Regions from separate parts of the Homo sapiens genome. Here region 1 is linked to region 2. The links are chromatin loops, found by intact Hi-C in ENCODE. Cell type or tissue: HepG2. All regions are shown on one strand. Links, peaks and the distances in the headings refer to the core of each region. The heading gives the core; the rest is flanking DNA. Region 1 overlaps CTNND2 (catenin delta 2). Region 2 overlaps ROPN1L (rhophilin associated tail protein 1 like).

The links. Hi-C counts contacts between places; a loop is a spot of excess contacts. Peaks named below come from ENCODE experiments on the same cell type or tissue, not always from the same donor. Only the 100,000 strongest peaks of a DNase experiment are listed, where the experiment ranks them.
Region 1: a loop joins it to region 2, with 10 times the contacts of the local background. A loop is called at or near these places in 12 of 110 quality-filtered maps.

What each region holds. Positions count from the first base shown.
Region 1 is chr5:11,177,193-11,188,462 of GRCh38, reverse strand. The region is part of intron 11 of CTNND2 (catenin delta 2); the gene reads left to right. Among named protein-coding and RNA genes, the nearest start is that of CTD-2154B17.1, 400 kb to the right of the region's middle. In HepG2, for the core only: a CTCF peak has its summit at 5,562 (motif pointing right); no DNase peak of the experiment used is centred there.
Region 2 is chr5:10,447,341-10,458,610 of GRCh38, reverse strand. ROPN1L (rhophilin associated tail protein 1 like) reads right to left here. Exons shown (of 5, transcript NM_031916.5): 2 at 10,228-10,351; 3 at 8,498-8,659. Among named protein-coding and RNA genes, the nearest start is that of ROPN1L, 11 kb to the right of the region's middle. RefSeq lists an enhancer at 59-918. In HepG2, for the core only: a CTCF peak has its summit at 5,721 (motif pointing left); a DNase peak (open chromatin) is centred at 5,710; H3K27me3 peaks cover 1,716 bases.

The DNA.
Region 1 (11,270 bases), core at 1,565-9,564, 730 kb before region 2:
CTCCCTGACTGGCCCCAGTGTGGGTTGTTCCCCTCCCTGTGTCCATGTGCTCCCATTGTTTAGCTCCTACTTTTAAGTTAAGTGAGAACATGCAGTGTTTGGTTTTCTGTTCTTGTGTTAGTTTGCTGAGGATAGTGGCTTCCAGCTCCATCCATGTTTCTGCAAAGAAATGATCTCACTCCTTTTTATGGCTGTATAGTATTCTATGGTATATATATATACCACATTTTCTTTATCCAGTCTATCACTGATGGGCATTTGAGTTGATTTCATGTCTTTGCTATTGTGACTAGTACTGCAGTGAACATACATGTGGATGTATTTTTATAATAGAATGATTTTTATTCCTTTGAGTATATACTTAGTAATGGGATTGCTGGGTCAAATGATATTTCTGGTTCCAGGTCTTCATGGAATCACCACATTTTCTTCCACAATGATTGAAGTAATTTACATTCCCACCAGCAGTGTAAAAGCATTCCTGTTTCTCCGCAGCCTCGCCAGCATCTGTTGTTTCTTGACTTTTTAATAATCACCATTCTAACTGGTATGAGAAGGTGTCTCATTGTGGTTTTGATGTGCATTTCTCTAGTGATCAGTGATGTTGAGCTTTTTTCATAGGTTTGTTGGCTGCATGAATGTCTTCTTTTGAGAAGTGTCTGTTCATGTACTTTGCCCACTTTTTAATGGGGTTGGTTTTTTTCTTATAAATGTGTTTAAGTATTTTTGTAAACTCTGGATACTAGACCTTTGCAGATAGATAGACTGCAAAAATTTTCTCCCATTCTGTAGGTTGCCTGTTCACTCTGATGATAGTTTCTTTTGCTGTGCAGAAGCTCTTTAGCTTAATTAGATCCCATTTGTCAATTTTTGCTTTTGTGGCAATTGCTTTTGATGTATTCGTCATGAAATCTTTACCCGTGCCTATGTCCTGAATGGTATTGCCTAGGTTTTCTTCTAGGGTTTTTTATAGTTTTGGGTTTTACATTTAAGTCTTTAATCCATCCTGAGTTAATTTTTGTGTAAGGTGTAAGGAAGCGGTCCAGTTTCAATTTTCTGCATATGTCTAGCCAGTTCTCCCAGCACCATTTATTAAATAGGGAGTCCTTTCCCTGTTGCTTGTTTTTGTTAGGTTTGTCAAAGATCAGATGGTTGTAGATGTGCAGTCTTCTTTCTGAGTTCTCTATTCTGTCCCATTTGTCTCTGTTTCTCATAAACAGTCTTTTTAAGGGAGTTGTAGTTAGTTGTGCTATGGTAAGATTAGACTGCTAACATTTATATATGGGTAAGTCAAGCTTAATACCCCTTCTTTATTACCTTTGTCACAGAGTAGGACTTTGCAGATGCCTCTAGAGCCAATATGTCACATTATTTCCTGTGTTTTACATTCTTATTGTTGTCCAATGTGCCTAACCTGAGAATCCAGGTATTCTCTGCATTTCTTTCTTGTGGACCAAGAAGAGATAAGCATACATTTACGAACACCCACACTTACCGGTCATAGTGCTACGTACCGTCCAGTCTATCATTGCCTTGAATACTCCTGAGGTCCTGTGAGGTTGGATGTAAGGGGCATGCTTAAAGTCACAGCTGGTCTGTGGTACTAGTGTAGTCCTTGATTTCCAAAGCCAGTCTGCTTTACACCAGTGATTTTCCAGTTTCTCCAATCATAAGAGTTTCTTTGGAGGCACTTGATAAAACAATACATATTTCTGGACCCTAGATTTTCACGATAATAGCTTGGGAATCCACACATTTAGCAATACCCTCTCGAGGTTCTTAGGATCATGCATGTTTGAGAAACACCACTTTCTACTTTAACAGGACCAACAATTACAGTGGACTGCAGAGGGGTGGAGGATTAGGAGACATGGATGTGTTTTGAGAGACGCCAAAATAATTTGACGCTAATGGTAACTACACTATCCAATGAAAATATATGGCCCGTTTATCACTTTTTTCAAATTAGAATGAATTTGAGGTTACCTCATATTACAGTGTGCTTCCTCAAGTGAGAGAGAAAATAAGTGGAATCGCTTCCACTGGATATAGAAGAAATTTCCTGTATCCCCCTCTGACTTACAGCCAGCAGTAAGCAACTGTTACTGATGGCAGTGTTAACTGGGGTGGAGCTTGCATATATTATAGTCCTTTACTTCCCTATGAAACCTTGTGAAGTTTCATCAGAACCTTCTGTACACCGATCAGAGAGTGTTTTGTGAGCATGATCCATTTTACATTCTGCAGCAGTAAAATGTTGGATGTTCTTGAACCGTCTGAAGTTGCCTTCAGTTTTCACCTCCGTGATCATTAGGGCTGGTGACGTGAGATGTATCTGTGCTTATCTCTAATTACATTTCAGAGCATGCCAAAATTGTATAAAGGCTTAAAGGAAAGTTTTTCTGGGTCTTTGTGCTTTGTTTTGTATTTGCCGAGATTGAAATGTACAGCGCATTTCCATTTGTTAGGTCTGACAATGCATAACTGATTTGTGGCTTTACTTTGCAACTCACGAGTTACAAGTTAATTAGAAACACTTTTCCCTAATTATATTTGAGAGTTTGCTCTATTTGCTCTACAATTATCACAAAAATTACATTAACTAGTGTTAACGAACACAACATAGCAATCCCCACTGGATCCTGGAGGAGAACACCAAATTATATAACGTCTACATCCCTTGCCCAACACCTGGTTTCCTTTCCAACAGATGTTTTTGTTTGTCATTCCTGATGAAACGTTTGAAATAAACTTCCTTTTTGGTTATCCGTTAGAGGATGAAACTCAGCCTAGAGGAGGAGAAGCTTCAGTTTTGCACATGCAAAACTCTTTTCACTTAGCAACTCGCTCTTCCATCATGACGGCTGTTGTCGTTGCCATCATGGCAGCTGTGTACATCAACTGTGTGCCATCCCCAGGGAATGCCCAGAAGAAGAATCTCTGTGAAGTGGTTTCCTAAAATAGGAGCCTGTATCATGAGGCCTGTAATCCCAGAGAAGTCAGGAAATGGGACTGCTTAGAAGGTGACCTTCTTGTCTTCCTTCTTTCTTCTCCAGTTCACAATAGATGCCTGAGCAGCACTACAAGGTTGCTCAGTCAGGGTAGACAAGAGCATATGGAAATGATGTAGATGTGAGCTCTGTTCTCCAGGAGCAGTCCACTGAGTTAGGGAGAGGGAGATAGAGAACTGTTCTATAAGAAAAGCATGGAGAGAGGGCCAGAGGAGCTTAGAGGAGGAAAGAGAAACTTCAGTTGAAGAGATCAAGGAAGACTTTATGAAGAAAGCAACATTTGAAATGGGTTTTAAAGATGCATATGGGTTTGGCGTGCAGGTAATGGGAGCAGGAGAATAAAACATGGGCCACGAAGGTTACAGGGGCAAACTCTCTTTGCATGCTTCTTTAATAAGAATGGATTGAGAACTGAGTCATCCGTGTGCATGCAGGGGTGGGCATGTGTGTTCTTGCACACCTGCTCAGACTAAGGCACAAGCACTCCTGCGCAAAGCAGCTTCCTTCTGCATATCTGCTTGCCACTCTCCTTGCATTGAGTCCGAGTGCTGCGGGTTCAAACAGTCTGGTCTTCTCCTTCCATCCATATTTGCCTTTTAATCTACAATTCTTCTAGAAGTTAAGGGCCTTTGGGTGGAAGGAATAATGAGGAACGTGCTTGATAAGTTTCTACATAACTTGATTCACTTCACACAAAAATTGCTAGGGACACACCCAGAGTCAGCTGTGTCCTCGTTGATGAGACAAAATAATTCCACAGACTATTAATTCACAATAGTGAACAAGGATTAATCTACTATGCAAATGACAGTCGGCCAACTTAAAAGTTAGGACATATTTTCAGGCAATTTAAAAACCATGGAACCTTGAGCATAAAAGCATTCAGTACTTCAAGTACAGCAGTCTATAGCAAACACAGTTAGCACTTAAAATTATGATACATATTAGTTAAAAGAGCTGCTTGCCCTACATAGTATTTGGCTTTCATGCATGTTGGATTTTTTTTTGAGAAAATGGATTTTAATTCATAAGTGCAATTCTGTTTTCAAGTGGCATACCTGCTCTGTTCACAAATTTATTTTCTGAGGCTTATCTGTGCAGTTAATTAAAAGCAAACATAAACATGCGCTCTTATCTGGTTTCCAGATATACTTAACAGTGAACCACATTTGCATTCACAGGTATCAGTAGAAAAAAGGCTACTTTCATTTCTCACATTTTATGTCAAATGATTCTTTTTAGATTAGAAAGAACCATCCCCCATCCTTTATTCTTAAAAATTATTCCCCTCCATCGTTAGTGAGAGGCAGTAATATGCATGGAAATCTAAGACTGCGAGATACTGATTTCAAAGCATTCAGAAACACTTTTATTAACCAAAAGAAGTCTTGGACATTAACTTTAGCGGTTTTTGTTATGTTTCAGTCTTTGCCTTTTAAGTGAGTTTGCAGTTTTGAAGCAGATGTTTAATTTTATATTGGTTCTACGCATGCTTGTGGTAATGAAAGAAAAGAGTTTGAGAGAAAGAGAAAGAGGGAGGGACAGAGAGAGACAGCATGAGCGAGTGAGAAAGAGAGAGAGTACACAAAACTAGGCCAGGCGCGGTGGCTCAAGCCTGTAATCCCAGCACTTTGGGAGGCCGAGGCAATTGGATCACTTGAGGTCAGGGGTTCGAGACCAGCCTGGCCAACATGATAAAACCCTGTCTCTACTAAAAATACAAAAAATTAGCCAGGCACGGTGGCAGGCACCTGTAATCTCAGCTAGTCAGGAGGCTGAGGCAGGAGAATCACTTGAACCCAGGAGGCGGAGGTTGCAGTGAGCTGAGATTGCACCACTGCACTCTAGCCTGGGCAACAGGAGCAAAACTTGGTCTCAAAAAAAAAAAAACCAAAAAAAAAAGAAACTAAATTGATTTGCTCTTCTTTAGCAGTGGGGCCTTAGCTGCTGGGTATCTGTACCCGCTAGCTGGAGAGTGTCGATGCCATCCTCTCTACTTTTGACCTTGGGGCATTTTCTGATCTGTGTAATCACTTATGCACAGCCAATCACGTGCATCCTTTATTAAGGACACGTATGGGTGGAGGGGCATGTTAATATGCCTTACTTTCCATGCCTTTTTCAGGAGACTTCCTAAGGCTTCGTTAAATTAACAGGAGATAGAAATTTGTATTTAACATACAGTTGTAGTTATGAGATGAACATGGATCATTTAGGATTTTCAAGCAGTCTATCAATTTAATAATTTTCTGCAAAACTGCCCTTGCTATTAACTTAGTTATTGAAGTGTATAAACACAGATGTGAAATTTTTTTGTCATGTATAAACTTCACATTGAGCATGGCTAGGTATTTATAATTTGAATCTAATGAAAATGGGATTGAAAAGAAGGAAATGATCAGGTGATCTCAGAAGGGCAACTCTCCCAAAAGCAAACACTATGTCTGATTAGATAAGCCACATGCTTAGTGAATGGAAAGGAATATCTCTAAAATTTGCTGATCCAAACTCCAAATACCAGGATCTTACTAAAATTCCCTTTACCTCCAGGGGGCTCCCTCACCATCTCTAGGTAGCTTTCCTAAAGCTGCTTGCCATTAGGGCTGCAGTGTAATGAAACACAATCTGAGTTGCTATGGAAACAGCTATATCTATGCAAATTACCTTTTAAAAAATCATTAGGCCACAGAAAGTCTGTCAGTCATATGAAATTTGCAAGGACAACAGCCCACAGCTACCCTTGGCATTGCTTCTCCCCATTGACTGTTGCCAGTTTCTTTTGCTGTATCTCTTTTATACAAAGATAGTATTACCCAATCCTTGGGGGACATGGCTAGTAGTAAGAGTTGCGGGTGGGAAGTTGAGGGCGGGAAGTTGAGGGCAATCACCTGCAATTAAGAGTTTTGAAGCCATCGTGGGCAGTGGAAAAGCTACCTAGACATGGATGGGGGAAGAGAGAGGTTGAAGTTGAGGCAAATTTACTTAAAACCAAGTGTCTCACATCCATCCCTCTCCTCCAAAAACTAAGTCACTAACTTTACTTGCACACACAGACATATATATACAGGTGTGCACACTCTTAGATGTGCACACGAAGGTGGGTGCATGCAAACATACCTGTGCAATGTAGGCATACCCACACAGACCAGCACATGCAGGCATGAACATACATGCCCGGGTGTGTGCATGCACACACTACACACGTACACACCACACACATATACCACACACACACTACACACACACCCACACACACATACCCCACACACACCACACGCCCACTCACACCACACACACACCCCATCCACACACACACACCCCATCCACACACACACCACACACACACTCCATCCACACACACCCCACACATACCACACACACCACACACACCCCCCACACACACCCCACACACACCACACATACATCACACACGCCACACACACCCACACACCACACACATACTACACACACACCACACACATACTACACAGATACCACGCACCCCCCCACACACACACCACACACATAGCCTCCACACACACCACACATACACACCACACACATCCATGCACACACGCCACACATAACACACACACACATCCACACACACATGCCACACATACACACACACACCACACGCATTCACCACACACACACCACACAGACACACACACAGACACACACACACACACATACACACATCCACACACACATGCCACACATAACACACACACACACCACACGCATACACCACACACACACCACACAGACACACACACAGACACACACACACACATACACACGGAGCCTCCTGGGTTTTTGGCTATCACACAGCCCTCCCTACCATCCTGCTCTACCAGACGCAGTTCCACACTGGAAGCACTACTATCCCCGACTTCTTTGTGTATCTGTTCTATACACTGGGCTTGGCAGAAGCTTCCACAGTGCTTTTAGAGCTTGCAGTTCTCTCAGCTGGTCACCATGGCTCCCCGGGGCACAGCCTGTGTGCTCTGCTGGTTGTCGCCATCTCACCTGCTGCTTCCCGGGCAAAGTGGCCCCACATGTGTCTACCCTGAGCCCCCAGGAGACTGCAGCTATGAGGTAGTAGGTAAGCCAGAGAGAAAGAATGGCTCACTGCCCCTTGCATTACAATTTGTACTAGAATCCCTGAAGAGCACTTCTTATACCCCAGGCATTACAGAAAGAGCTTTTCCCACCTTAGCCTCTTTCCCGGGAATTGAGACTTGCCTCTCTGTTGCTGGGCTAAGGGCGAGTCAAATAATGGCTCCCACTCCAGTCATTGGGTCCACCCTCCCCGCCACTGCACCCTGCTCCTGGTACCCGCTGGCTGGTTTGCATTCACATCAGTTCCCTCCTAGGAGCTTTTCCTGCCCCACCAGTCAGCCTCTGCCCAGCCTGCCTAACCTGCCCAAACACATCCCAGACCTCAAGTGCACAGACTTGGTTCTTCCCCAGAACCTCCGGGCCCACATACTAGTAGACTCTGTCAGCTCCACATCCTCAGGCAACCGGGAGTGCTCAGCCCTGTCTGAACTCTGAAGAGGACAGAGACATCAACTCAGATGGGAGCCAGCATCCCTGCTACATGGGAACTCTTTATAGGAGTTGCCAGTTGGCATCGTTAGGAGTGATGTATTTCAGTTTGGTTCTCTAAAGAGCCAGATCACATTTTCACTGTTTTCTACGAGGTAGCAGGATCTAGAGTGTGTTGCTCAGCTAAGCCCTAGGGCAAATATGGAAAAGAGATCAGTGTTACAGACCCTGTCCCCAGCAGGATAAGTGAGGTCCTTCTTCACTCTACATCCTGCCTTGGGGGTCAGGGACATGAACAGAGGAGCCCATCTGCTTGCAGGGACCATGATGCTGAGACTCTACAATATGTGAGGCACATAAGCCTTGCTTGTGCTTTCAGTGTGTGAAACTTAAAAGTGAGTTCTCAACCAATCGCTATTATGTTTCTTTCTTTAAATGCTTTAAATATTAACCTAGGACTCTGCTTCCAAAATAACATATTACATTTAAGGCCACATGACCCTTGTATTAGTCTGTTTTCACACTGCTATAAAGAACTTCCTGAGACTGGGTAATTTATAAAGGAAAGAAGTTTAATTAACTCACAGTTCCACATGGCTGAGTAGTCCTCAGGAAACTTACAATCGTAGCGGAAGGCCAAAAGGAAGCATAGTGGAGGAGAGAGAGAGAGAGCGATGCGGGGGAAGTGCCCCACTTTAAAACCACTGGATCTCATGAGAATTCACTCACTATCACAAGAACAGCATGGGGGAAACCACCCCCCATGATGCAGTCACCTCCCACCAGGTCCCTCCCTCAACACATGGGGCTTACAATTCGAGATGAGATTTGGGTGGGGACCCAGAGCAAACCATATCAACCCTGTTTTTATTGCTAGTTACAGAATTAGTGCTCTAGCCTCAGCGATCCCTCAATGAAGGTCATTGCTGTGAGTTATTTCTTCAATGAGCAGAGCCTTTAGTTTATTATTTCCAGCAAATAAAATGTGTGTCATTGTTATCCCCATGTTAGGTTGAGAAGGAAATATTAAAAGGTTAATGTAATAAGCACCAAACCAAAAGTTCTTCCATGTTTACGCAGCATCATTTTGGAATACAAATACCTGCTTTCTCCAAGCCAATTACATATTTTTTTAAATATTATATAATATCCAGGGTTATCTATTCTGAGAGTCATTTAAGCCTTTAATAAGAGGGTTGAGGTGTCAATAGGTCCTCAGCCCTCAAATTTACTAACTTTTAGAAGTGGAGGTCAGAAAATGATTTTTTAAAACCATATCTCTTATAACAAATATATCTCCTATCTCCTTTGTGAAGATAACTAAAAATGGAGACATTATAGAATGTCAGGGTTAGGTACAGATAAATATGTATATTTAGTCCAGGCATAGTGGCTTATGCCTGTAATCCCAGCACTTTGGGAGGCTGAGGTGGGTGGATCATCTGAGGTCAGGAGTTCGAGATAAATATGTATATTTAAAGGCATGGTTCATATTTTCTGTGATAACCTTGTTTTAGGAATATAGTACAGTGCTCTGTTTTATGTTTTTTTGTTTTTTGTTTTTGTTTTTGTTTTTTTGTTTTTTTGTTTTTTGTGCTTTTTTTTGAGATGGAGTCTCGCTCTGTCACCCAGGCTGGAGTGCAGTGGTGCAATTTCGGTTCACCGCAACCTCCATCTCCTGGGTTCAAGCGATTCTCCTACCTCAGCCTCCCGAGTAGCTGAGACTACAGGGCACCTGCCACCACGCTGGACTAATTGCTCTGCTGTATCTTTAAGAATAAAGGCCCATGTGATTTGCCTTGAAATGTGTCCATCCAAGAGACTGTAGGCAACTGAAATTGAGAAAAGTTAGTCAAGCTATGAAAAATTATCTGCTCATTGTTGAACATACCATCTTCATAATTAAGAAATAGTTGTAAAATATATGCACTGTCATCTCAGTGGGGTAATTTTAAATAAGAGTTTTCTAGCTATAAGCTATTGTAGTTCCACAGTATCATAAAGATCAGTAGGACATATGTCTTTCTAAGAGTTAAATTTCAATATAAGGCGAAGAATGTATTGTATATGTCTTCCTGGTACACTAAATTGATAATCATCATTACATTCTTTGCCAACTTAAAATGATTCAATGTTGTGAGTGCCCTGAGTCTAATTAATTTTAACAAAACCATTTATATACCATAAATTTCCAATTATATATATACTTTTTAAAGAGTAAAATTCTGCTAGGCTCTACTGATGTCTTACATCTCAAATTTCTCAGACCTCCATAACCAGCATTTGCCTCATTTTGTTAGCATCATCTTCCATTATGACGCATTGTTAATCATACTCCTCCTACCAGGACTCATATCACAGGTTTTCCATTCAAGTTGTATCATCTCTGCCTCTCTATCACCTACATTAACCTATAAGCTCCTTAAGAGTAGGGGAAGTTTCATAGTCATGATTGTTTCCATGATGTTCAACCCAGCATATCATAGGAGTTCAATAAATCCCTCTTGGACTAATTTGGTGGAAACTATATTCCAATTTTCCCCACATTGAGCTGCATTCCCAGGCTTCAAGAGTATTCCTCAACTAATAACCACTGTTGTGTTCTCCTTTTAACCTACTGAGAAAAAGGCTTAGGTCAGTAGCAGACTTATTGGTATTCACTGATGCTCATCCATCTTTGATTTCATAGTAAGACTTGCTTAATGTGTGAGTCATCATGGGTGACAGTATGTTAACACATCTATAAAGAATACTTGAACACTATTGCAGGAATAGAAATGGGCATTGAGAGATCCCATTTCTATCCTAAACAATATAAAACCAGCTTGAATCCTAAGCCAACTTTGTGTCTTCTTCAAGTCTTCCTTTTCTATTTCTTTGCCTTCGCCAACACCACTGCCAGAATATCAGTAGCTACCAGGAACCAACAAGTATCATCTTATATACATTCCTCTGGTATAAACAACTTGCTATAGTATTTAAATTAATTGATGCATGTTTTCTTGCGATGGAATTGAGGATACTTTTTATCTGATGATATGATTTTATCATCACAAATCATAATTCACCTAAGGAAATAAATGGCACTTCTATCTAATTATTGCCATAAAGAACAACTTAATATCAAAATGACAAAGGTTGTTTTTGCAATATATTATTCAGAATTTAGATGGATGATATAAATTTCCATCTAACTTGATCCATGTAGTTTAATGAGAGCATTTTGTAGATCTAATTATCTGTGAACAAGACCAAAAAAAAGTTCCTCAAAATTTCACTTCCTTTAAATATTTTTTTAGTCTCCAGGAGGTGATAGGTAAAAGCTTCTCTTAATAACTTATAATACATATATTTTATACATATATTTTGATTAATTTTTCTATATTAAAAAATTCTGGAATCACAAATAAGGAGTGCCTTAGAGTCTTGTATAGGCCAATAATTTTTTAGCTGTTTTTTGTCCTTTCTTTCTGTCTAAGAACAATGGGTGTCCTGACTATAGACAGTGTTAGGTATCACCATGTTGTAGATACATAGTAAGAAACTGAAAACCAAATGCCTTGAATTTTATAATTGAATATCAATTTTCCTATCTAGACACCTAGAAACAAAAGCACCAGGATTTCCCCTGAGGGTAAAACACAGAATGTCTAAACCTCACTCTCTTCTTGGGGCCTTACCATCAACTTATATAGTCCCTGCTGA
Region 2 (11,270 bases), core at 1,740-9,739:
GGGACGGTGTACATGAGGGGGATGGTGTACATAGGGGGGATGGTGTACATGGGGGGGATGGTGTACACGGGGGATGGTGTACATGAGGGGGATGGTGTACATGAGGGGGATGGTGTACACAGCGGGATGGTGTACACAGCGGGATGGTGTACATGAGGGGGATGGTATACACGGGGGGATGGTATACATGGGTGGGGTAGTGTATACGAGCAGGACGGTGTATACAGCCGAGCCCCACGAGGTTGCCGAGGTGGGAGGACAGTGCATGGACACGCTATACCACCAAGAGCTGGGGAGATGAGGGACCAGCATGGGGACTTGAAAGGCGCAGCCAGGAGGGAGGCTGCTGGTGAGTGAAGAAAAGCATTTCCTGGTGGAGAGAGCAATCTCCTGTGTCAAAGCACACAGGACAGGACAGGAAGGACAAGGACTGGCGGGTGGCACAGGATTTCCTCGGAGCCCGGTGCTGTGCTGGAGCCGGCTCATGAGCCTACTGCTAAGTTTCCAGCAGTTGTGTGAGCTGGAGGACTTCACCTTGGCAGCCTGAACTCAGCAGCAGTGGGAGTATTTACACCACATCGCTTGGCAAACATGACTGAGAACCAGGACCTTCCCGAGCAGGGTGGTGCCCTGCAGGCTGCTGGGGTGGGGTGTGAGGGCAGACTGAGAGCTCCTGCTTGCAGCAGCCACGGAGGTGGCTGACATCCCTGGGGAATCGCCTGCAGGGATGAATCTAGGGCTGTGCTTCCAAGGGAAGCGCAAGAAACAAACACAGGAGGGCCAGGGTGGAGCACCATCCTCACGGGGGAGCTGCAGATGCAGGGAAAGGGCCGCTGCAAGCCAGGCCTGGACTGTCCAGCTCCACAGTGGCTGTGTCAGGAATAAACCCCACATCCTCAGGGACAGGAAAGGGCTCTGAGGCCGCTCCAGGCTATGGGACAAAATGAGCCTTCCCTACAGAACACCATGGTCAGAGCAAGGCTGATAACACAGCCCGCTGTCCTCCTCTGGGAGTGAGAATAATGACAGTCACCTCGTGTGGTTACTGCGAGGAGCAGACAGACACCTTGGCCAGGCCCAGAGGGGCTCAGCAATCACCCAAGTCACCCAGCCAGGACTGGAGCACAGCCGGTGGGCCTCTGAGCTCACCCCAGTGACTACTCCATTTTATTATGTCTAGCAGCCGCCAGGCGGGCTCTGGGAACAAGACCTGGGGCACAGACGTCGCCTATCTGAGGACCCAGATATTTGGCTGCAGGAGATGGAGCCCTGAACAGAACTGATCTCCCTGTCCCCAGCGGCCTGATGGGGCAGTTCCTCCCATTTCCACCCCCTTCCCATGCCAGCAGTGCTGGTGGCGGCTGCACCTGATGCTGCCGAGGTGGACGGCACGGTTAGGGGGTGAGTGCAGCTCCCAGGGCAACATGATGCTCTCTCTAGGAAAAGTGCAGAACCTGCTCCGTGGAGCTGCAGGCACCGCTCCAGGACCACTGCACACGTGGCTCCTCTAAAAGACTGTCCCCAAGACAGGACTTGCTCAAAGCCGAGTCGTGTATTTCACAATCCATGTTCCTTGCTTGAAACTCTCAAAGACATGTTGTTATGATGGGATTTGCTTTTACACTGGACACAAATGGAAGTCCGTCACCACCGTGTGCAGGACTGCGGGGCCTCAGGAAGGATGAGTCGGAAAGGAAGGAGTTGGCGTGGATGGAGCAGGCAGATGAGATCTGTGTAACGCGCCGTTCCAAGGCTTCAGAGGAAGCGGTATTTAAGGAAAAATACATCAAAACACTCGAGCATCACTTCCTCTGCAAAGGCGTGATGACACTACCCATGTCAACGTTTCTGACAATAAGATCTGCAGCAATTTTTATATCCAGAAGGATTCATAAGGCAACTTGCTCCATCTTGTGCTGCGAGTCACATTTCTTAACATTTGTTTCTCAATTCCAAAGGCCTGTGGGTGGCACAGTCACTTGCACAACAGCCAAAAGACCCTCTCCTTGGCATGGCTGCCCCATGCTGCCGTCTGCTGTGTGGCTGATTTATTCTCCCATGTGCGATATGTGCTGGGCAGAGGTGACTGGCAAGCTGCACTTATTTTTTTGTTTGTTTTTTTGAGATGGAGTTTTACTCTTGTCACCCAGGCTGGAGTTCAGTGATGCGATCTTGGCTGACTGCAACCTCCGCCTCCTGGGTTCAAGCGATTCTCCTGCCTCAGCCTCCTGAATAGCTGGGGTTACAGGTGCACACCACCATGCCCAGCTAATTTTTGTATTTTTAGTAGAGACGGGGGTTTCACTATGTTGGTCAGGCTGGTCCCGAACTCCTGACCCCAGGTGATCCACCCGCCTTGGCCTCCCAAAGTGCTGGGATTACAGGCGTGAGCCACTGCACCCAGCCAAACACTTAGTTTTTAACCAAGTATTTACACCTGATCCATAATCTGAAATTCAAGTGGAGATGAGTGAAGAGCACAGGCACGAGGGCACCCACTATTTTCCGGGCATTTTCGGCATGCCAACTCTGTGGGGTTTTTCAGTTTCCAAATTATAGCTGCTCTCATGATGATATGAGGCCCCTCAACAGTCACCTCACACCTCCCCAAGGGCACCTCTCAGCTGGCATGGAAATGAAAATAGGCCCGTTTTACACAGAATCAGAACAAAGGAGGTCCCCCTCTGAGGCACAGCTGCCTGTGCTGGGGGTAGAGACTGGACTTCCAGTGAAGCTGTGCCTCTGACCCAGCACTGGTTTTTAAAAGCCTCTGACCCAGCACTGGTTTTTAAAAGCCTCTGACCGAGCACTGGTTTTTAAAAGCCTCTAACCCAGCACTGCGTTTTCAAGAGCTTAAGGGCCTTTTCATCGAATTCTATTATCCTCTAGAGTTTCCTAATTTAAAACCATTTCTGGGGCTGACAGCAGGTAAGGGTAGGAGGCCCTGAATGGGAAGGAGCAGTTCACCCCGTGGCTGGGGTGTGATATCCTGTGCAGGACAGGGATGGGGAGGCCACAGCGGCCCGCATCAGCGGCCCATGGGAATCTCCAGCGGACAGGGCAAGGTTGGTCAGGGGAGCGTGGCCCCTGCCTCTTTCCCACAGAGGGAGGGACATGAGCAATCAGGGGAACTGGAGCTGGGGCCAGGGGAGTCAGGAGCCTGAGCGGCTCCTTCGTCTTCAGGGACAGCTTCCTAAACACGCCTGTGGCCTCAGGCTCCCACTGGGGGGTGGGGGCGTGGCTGTGTCTTCTTCTCACGGGCTGCAGGGGCTATGAGGAATTCTGTTGGCCTTTCTTGGTCACTTCCGAATGGGCTTTCGAGCCCTAGCTGCGGAAACCTGGAAGGAAACAGCAGCGAGGAGTAAGCCAGGATGCAGCCTCTGTCACTGCCGCAGCGCAGGTGGCTGTCACATCGGACCAACAGGGAACCACCATAGGTCAGTCACTGAATCTGACATGCTGTAGCACAGCTGGATGGGGCGATGTTCTGAGAGCTCCAAAGTGTGTGTTGTCAGGAGGAGGCCGAGGTTGAATGCCTTCCAGGGGATGAATCACTTCAGGACACAAAATGATTTTGATGATCGTCCCGAGGAGTTGTTCTTCTCCGAGACAGGAAATCTCAGGCGTAAACTTGAATAAGGTGGTCCTAACCTGTGGGCTGCACATTCCTTGGGCTATGGAGCCACTAGGAGGAATCCTCCCCTCTCCCCACTTCCAAGTCACCTGTTGTGACTCAGCTTCTCTCTGCCTTGGGGCACCAGCCTGCAATCCTGATGGTGCCTTCCTCAAAGGGCTGTTGGGAGGATTCCAGAGAATACACACGCAGGGCTCTGTGCACTCCCGCACCCGGTTAAACCCTAGAAATCATGCCCACTGCGTGCACCGTGTTCAGATGGAAAACTGCGTTAGACACGTGTGCATCTGTGGTTGTAAACGAAGAATGATGCTTCTGTGACTAAGAAAGTTCAAATGCGTTTCAAAGCCTGACTAAAGTCAATGTGATTTGTTTTGATCATGACAGACTGACTCTGTCAGTGTCAGTATGGGGATGAAAGACTTGGTTCACAATTTTCTTATCTTAAAAAAAAAAAGATCTCCATGCTTAAAAGACAAAACAAAACATTTTGATCCACAGCTTTAATGCTCAGGATCATTAATGGCATTGTAGAAATGGAAAAATAAAAGTCAGCCAGGCTCTGTGGCTTGTACCTATAAATCTCAGAACTTTGGGAGGCCAAGACAAGAGGACTGCTTGAGCTCAGGAACTGAGATCACCCTGGGCAACATGGCAAGATACTTGTCTCTACAAAAAATAAAAAATTAGCTGGATGTGGTGCTGCATGCCTGTAATCCCGACTTGGGAGGCTGAGGTGGGAAGATCGCTTGAGTACAGGAGGTTGAGGCTGCAGTGAGCTATGACCATGCCACTGCACTCCAGCCTGGGTGACAGAACGAGACCCTGTCTCTTAAAAAAAAAAAAATTAAATAAAAGCCACAACATACAAATATGGTCATTTCACCATGCAAGCACATCAAAACATTGAGAAAGAGGACAGGAATCTCTTAACATCCAGATGGCAATTTAATGTCCTTGTTCACCTGCCTGGGGCAGCTCACAGTGCCCCTTAACCTGAATTGATAGCTTTTGATGTAATAAGTAGAGCAGTGTTCAGGGCTTCAAGGATATAACAGAACATCAGCTCCAAGAGTCTGGTGATGTTTGCCCGTTTTGTTCACTCCAGAACCTGCAGCACTTAGAACAGGGCCTGGCACAAAATAATGCACAGTAAACATTTGTGGAATGAATGGTATGTATGATTCAGAAATTGAAGCAGAGGTTTCCAGTCTTTTTAGAGATCTTCAACTCGATGAATTTGACTAGAGTGATTTCTAAGATAAATAAATGTAAACAGCACAGAGAGTACACCTGCCACAAGCCACGCCCCCGCCATAGATGCAGGGAGCAGGAACGACATCTATCCCGCTCACGCAGGCAGCGGCTAGCCACCAATTACACAGCATCCTATGTGAAATAAACTTCTGCAGGTGGTAATCCACTACAAATTATTCTCATCGCACTTCATTTCCTCCTTTTTGAAGGTATTTTTTTAAAGCATAAAAATGAACGCTTATGACGCTGAACGACATGAAGAAACCCCTCCTTGAATTCACAGCTTTGTGTTCTTAGCACACCTCCAAGCCACCCAGGGCCAACAAGGTCAACAACACAACTGTCCACACCAAGGCCTGGAGGGTCCGAGCACCTCCTGTCTACCCAGCGCACCCCGAGACAGGTGTTTGAACTCGTGCTCAGCACTCTGTGGGCCGCGGGAGCCAGGGCAGAGCAGGCATCCCTGGCAGCAGACATGGACCCCAGACGAGCACACGCTCCTCTGAGGGAGGAGAGGTCAGCTTCCACACTTGAACCTGACCCTGAGTCTACAGCCGCACTGGACCAGAGCAGAGGGTGGCTGTGGCTTTCTACAACCAGGAGAGGCCTCCAGCACCTATGGAAGGAGTCAAGGGCAAATCTGGAGTCCTGCTGGCAAAGGTGGCTCAAGTCAGGAGACAGGCAGGAACCCGCAGTGATGCACAGCATGATTCCTGGTGTCAATTTATTCTCTATGATAGGAAGAACCCAAAAGAATGTGTGCTGTTTGTGATGTCTCTTCCCCAGGAGTCAGCTTAGACGGCCAAGCTCTATCCTTAACACAATGTCTCCATCTAGTGTCACACACTCTACATGGACAAGAGGCCTTATTTTTCAAATCAGATTCAATTGTGTTTTAAATCTAGTGCTTAATTTTCACAATTAGGAAGGTGAAAACTATAAAGATGGATCCAAAAACATGAATTATTCTACTTTCTCATCATTTTAAAATCAAAATTTTACAACTAAGCTTAGAGGCAGAAACCACCAACATTAATTCAAACATTGCATACAATTTTATATTGTTAACATATCGATTTCAGGGCCGGGTGCAGTGGCTCACACCTGTAATCCCAGCATTTTGGGAGGCCGAGGCGGGCAGATCACCTGAGGTCAGGAGTACAAGATCAGCCAGGCCAACATGGTGAAACGCTGTCTCTACTAAAAATACAAAAAATTAGCCAGGCGTGGAGGTCCATGCCTGTAATCCCAGCTACTTGGGAGGCTGAGGCATGGAAATCACTTGAACCTGGGAGGCGGAGGTGGCAGTGAGCCCAGATCGCACCACTGCACTACAGCCTGGGTGACAGAGCAAGACTCTGTCTCAAAAAAAAAAAAATACACACACACACACACACACACACAGACACACACACACACACACACACACACATATACTTTAGGCTGGGTGCAGTGGCTTACACCTGTAATCTATAATCCCAGAACCTGAGGCTGGTAGATCACCTGAGGTCAGGAGTTCAAGACCAGCCAGGCCAACATGGTGAAACCCCATCTCTACTAAAAGTACAAGAATTAGCTGAGCATGGTGGTGCATGCCTGTAATCCCAGCTACTCGGGAGGCTGAGGCAGGAGAATCACTTGAACCTGGGAGGTTGCAGTGAGTCAAGATCACACCATTGCACTCCAACCTGGGTGACACAGTGAGACTCCATCTCAAAAAACATATAGCTAGATACAGATATAGATAGATAGATTAGATAGATAGACAGATAGATAGATAGATAGATAGATTTCACAGAGTTCCAGATTAACAAAGTGACATAAAAATGTCTCCAATAATTAAAAGTATTTGCCTTTGTCTATCTTGATAATACCCCTGAGACACTCCCCTGGTGCCATCTGCACCTGTCCTTGCTACTGGAGGGTACCATGCCTGCCAACATCCAGGCCTTGGCACAATTAGCCCGGGGCTGACAGGAAGCACCTCCATTGCCTTTGAGCAGTTACACAACAAAACTCTTGCTCATTCTACAGCCACACCACACCCGACTCCCTGAGGGCACGGAGCTTCCCACTGGGGCCATCTGCAGAGCTGGTGAACTGCGCCACACTCAGATGTGACATGGCGAAGGAAGGGAATGAACAACGTGGCCTGTGATGTACAGATGAATACATCTAGTCATATAATTTAGGATGAAAATTTCAGAAAATTACTGACAACACAAATGTCTTTTCATCAAGTCAAAACCAACTAAAATTCCACAGTGTACCTCTTGCGGGACACATAGAAGCATGTGTTTCAGAGGTCAGGAAGCGAGAAGCAGGAACTTCAGAAATGTCATTGCTTCAGGCCACCAGGCAGGGGGACAGGACATGGGAGGAGGCCACAGGTGGTTGGAAGTGACTGTTGGTGCATTAGTGGCCACATTGGGTAGCCTTGCGGGTGTTTACCACCACCCATTTCAAGTAATTTGTTTTAATGAAAATGGAATGAAAGAGCTCTGTGCATGGAGCAAAGCTGAGTGAGGGCTGTGAAGCAAGGACCAGTTATACACACTGGGGCCACAGACTGAAGGGAGGGGGGAAAATCAAATTGTTCATCTATGTAGTAAAGGGAGCTGGTTCTCCTTTCTCTGCCTCCTTTCTTCATAAGCTTCACATGGCAGATGCCTGGTTACTCTTCCTTCACCCAACCACCATGTCTCACAGCAAGACTTTAGCTGAGAAGACTGACTCTGGGTTTGCAAAGGAAGCCCTGCCAACATCATCCCAGCTCCAACCTCTCCCTTCTCGCCCCGACCTCCCAGGCTCGCCTCGTCACCTGGAGGATCATGTCTTATTCCTAAGTTGCTTGGCTTATACTCAAACATCAGCAAAATCTCACTGTATCTATTAGTTATTAATAATAGATTTCTAAGGCCGGCGCGGTGGCTCACGCCTGTAATCCCAACACTTTGGGAGGCCAAGGTGGGCAGATCACCTGAGGTCAGGAGTTCGAGACCAGCCTGACCAACATGGAGAAACCCCGTCTCTACTAAAAATACAAAATTAGCCAGGCATGGTGGCACATGCCTGTAATCCCAGCTATCAGCAACTCGGGAGGCTGAGACAGGGAATCGCTTGAACCTGGGAGGCGGAGGTTGCGGTGAGCCGAGATTGCGCCATTGTACTCCAGCCTGGGCAACAACAGCAAAACTCCATCTCAAAAAAAATGAATAAATAAATAATAATAATAGATTTCTACTAAAGTAGAAAATAATTGTATGCCTCTTTCCACAGATGAGCAAAACAGTTATCAGTTTACAAAATGATTTGTAGTTTTAAAAAGTCATTGATGCATTTTCTTCTAAAACCTAAATATATTTTAATAGTATCCATATCTTTCATCTACTATTAACTTTTAAATTGAGGCATTCATAAATAATTTCTGTAAATTAAAATAACTGTACACCTGAAAATATTAATATAATAGGCCTGGAGCAGGGGGAAATGCTTTTCTAAGACAAAGTTACTAAAGTGTTTCCTTTAGTTACTGAAACCTAAATTATTTTTAAGCTGGGACCATGATGACACAGAATTATTAATATGCTGTTTATAGGTACATACCCCACCAAGCATGCTGCATCCAAGCGCTAAAAAGTTTATCCACTTGATTTTGTTTTCACAAGGATCCAGTTGTAAGAGCGCTTTGAATTTTTCCTTCGGCAGGCACAAGTTCTTCCACTTCTGCTCAAGATCTGTTAATTCCACATACCGCTTGTGGTGACACTGTTTGGAAAACACAGCATGACAATTTATGTATGTTTTAAAACCTGGGAAACAATGAATGCTGTGAATATTCAACACACACCAAGTAACCCGCCCCATGCAGGGGACAGATGAACTCCAAATGCATGACAGGGGGTTCTGTCAGCCCTGGGGAGGGAAGGCAGGGAAGGCAGCGAGCGGCAACCTTTTATTTATTAAATGAAAAAAGGACGGTGAAGCGAATACGGCATCATGTTATGACTTAATGAAACAGGCATACTGATATTGAGTATACGATACTCCACTATCTGTCTGAAATGCTTCACAATAAAAAATAAAGCTCAGTAAAAAACATTTTAAAAATCCAGCCCCTAATCACATTAACAGTTAGATAGGAGAGATCTTAAAACTGAAAATAAATGTATTTCTTCTATTATATATTTATTTGTTAATTTTTGGACAGTCTCATTCTGTTGCCCAGGCTGGAGTGCAGCGGCATGATTTCGGCTCACTGCAACCTCCACCTCCCAGGGTTAAGTAATTCTTCCGCCTCAGCCTCCCAAGTAGCTGGGATTACAGGTGCGCACCACCACGCCCTGTTAAGTTTTGTATTTTTATTGGAGACAAAGTTTCACCTTGTTGGCCAGGCTGGTCTTGAACTCCTGACCTCAAGTGATCTGCCCGCCTCAGCCTCCCAAAGTACTGGGATTAAAGGCATGAGCCACCATGCCCGGCCTTCCTTCTACTATTTTAAACAATCTATCAAAACTGAAAACTTCTGCAATCTGCTAGCAGTATCCTGGATGAAAAGGCTTTGAGCAATTTCAGCATGTCTTTTCGCAAGCTACACCATTCAAGAGTTCTTTGCTTCCCTTAAGGTAGTCCTAGTTTCAGAATTCACTGTATCCTGCGCAGAAGCACAGTACTTCACAGTGTAGAATGGGGATAAGTCAGTTTGAAAATCAAGGTTATGCCACTGGTGTCTCTTTTAGCAAAAGAACCGAGTCATGAGGAAGGCCTAGCCTTGCTCCGTGACCCACTTTCTAGTAACTCACGTCTGTAAAAACAGGATGGCGTGTGGGGCAAAGAAGCGCAAGGCAGGAAGGGGGCCCAGGCTCTCCACAGCACTGGACACCAGAGGCTGCTGCCCACCTTGGGGGCCAAAGGCCAGCCCCGCCTTCCAGACAGAGAAGGCAGAGGCTTACTCAGGCCTGCGCACAGCTTTCACAAACACACACCTGGAGAACGGACTGGAAACCCCCCAGGTTCTGAAATTTTGTATGTTTTGCCCAGCAGAATCTAGTGTCATGTAAATTTTGTATTTAAAAGAAATTATATTTCACTTTTCTAAACTCTACCCCTGGATAGTGACTTGGGGCTGTTGAAGCTAGAAAAAGACCTCCCAGACACAACATATTTCTTCCTTGAATCAACCTTGACGATGCGTGGCAGGGAAAGCAGGATTTCAGGGACCTCAGGAGGTTTGAAATACATTGCTGGGGTGTGCCCCGCTCTGTCATCAATGCACAGTGAACGGTAAGGAAAGCACAGGCCAGCTGCCTGAGGCCAGAGACTACGCCCCCCCATACCTGCTTGTGCAAAACTTTCAGGAGTCCTTGAGTCAGGCCTGTGTCTGTTTTCTGGGTTGCCGTGGGCATTTCCATTCTGTCCTTTACAGGAAGTGGATCTCCTCTCGACAGAGCTGAAAAATAGCTAATAAATAACAGACATCTCTGAAAGCTCATCAATACACAAAAAACAGCTATGCGATCCAATTTCTTAAATAACCCCCCAAAACAACGGTGATTAGGAAGGACAGCTCTGAAGACCAACATCCCGGGCTTATGTCCTGGTTCCTCCACTTGGTTCTCTGACTTAACCTTCTCTGCCTGCCTTAGTTTCTCTGTTGGCAAAGGGGATAATGAGACTCCCTGTTGGAGGGTTGGGGAGCATTGTGTGAGAAGGGCTTGGCGCAGTGGCTGGCACTCGCAGAAGCTCCTTCAACATGTGTGATTCTTCCCCTCCTCCCTGCCACTTCACAATCAGCTGGAGTTCCATGTATTATTCTTTCTTTTTTTTTCCTAAATTTTTTGAGACAGGGTCTCACTCTGTCACCCAGGCTGGAGTGCAGTGGCATAATCATGGCTCACTGTAGCCTCAACCTCCCAAGCTCAAGGGATCCTCCCGCCTCAGCCTCCTGAGTAGCTGGGACTACAGGCACACACCACCACACCTGGCTAATCTTTTTAATTATTTCTTACAGAGATGTGGTCTTGTTCCATTGCCCATGCTGGTCTGGAACTCCTGGCCTCAAGTGATCCTCCCAGCTTGGCCTCCCAAAGTGCTGGGATTATAGGCGTGAGCCACTGTGCCTGGCCGTCTTCCCACTTTTGACAGGTGGGTTTGGTCTTGCTGCTTTTTGAGGTGCTTGACTTTAAGCGTCTCTGCATATTCAACCCTGAGGCAGCCCAGGAACACACAGGTCACCTACTTCCACACTGGGAATGGCAGGTGCTGGCCTGGCTCCCATCCCCCCACCCCCACTTTTCCTGCCTGGTATTGTTCCCCTTAATTGTTCCTTTCTGGGACACTGATATTGCTGCTTATGTTGGGGGCAAGAGTGGGAAACTGT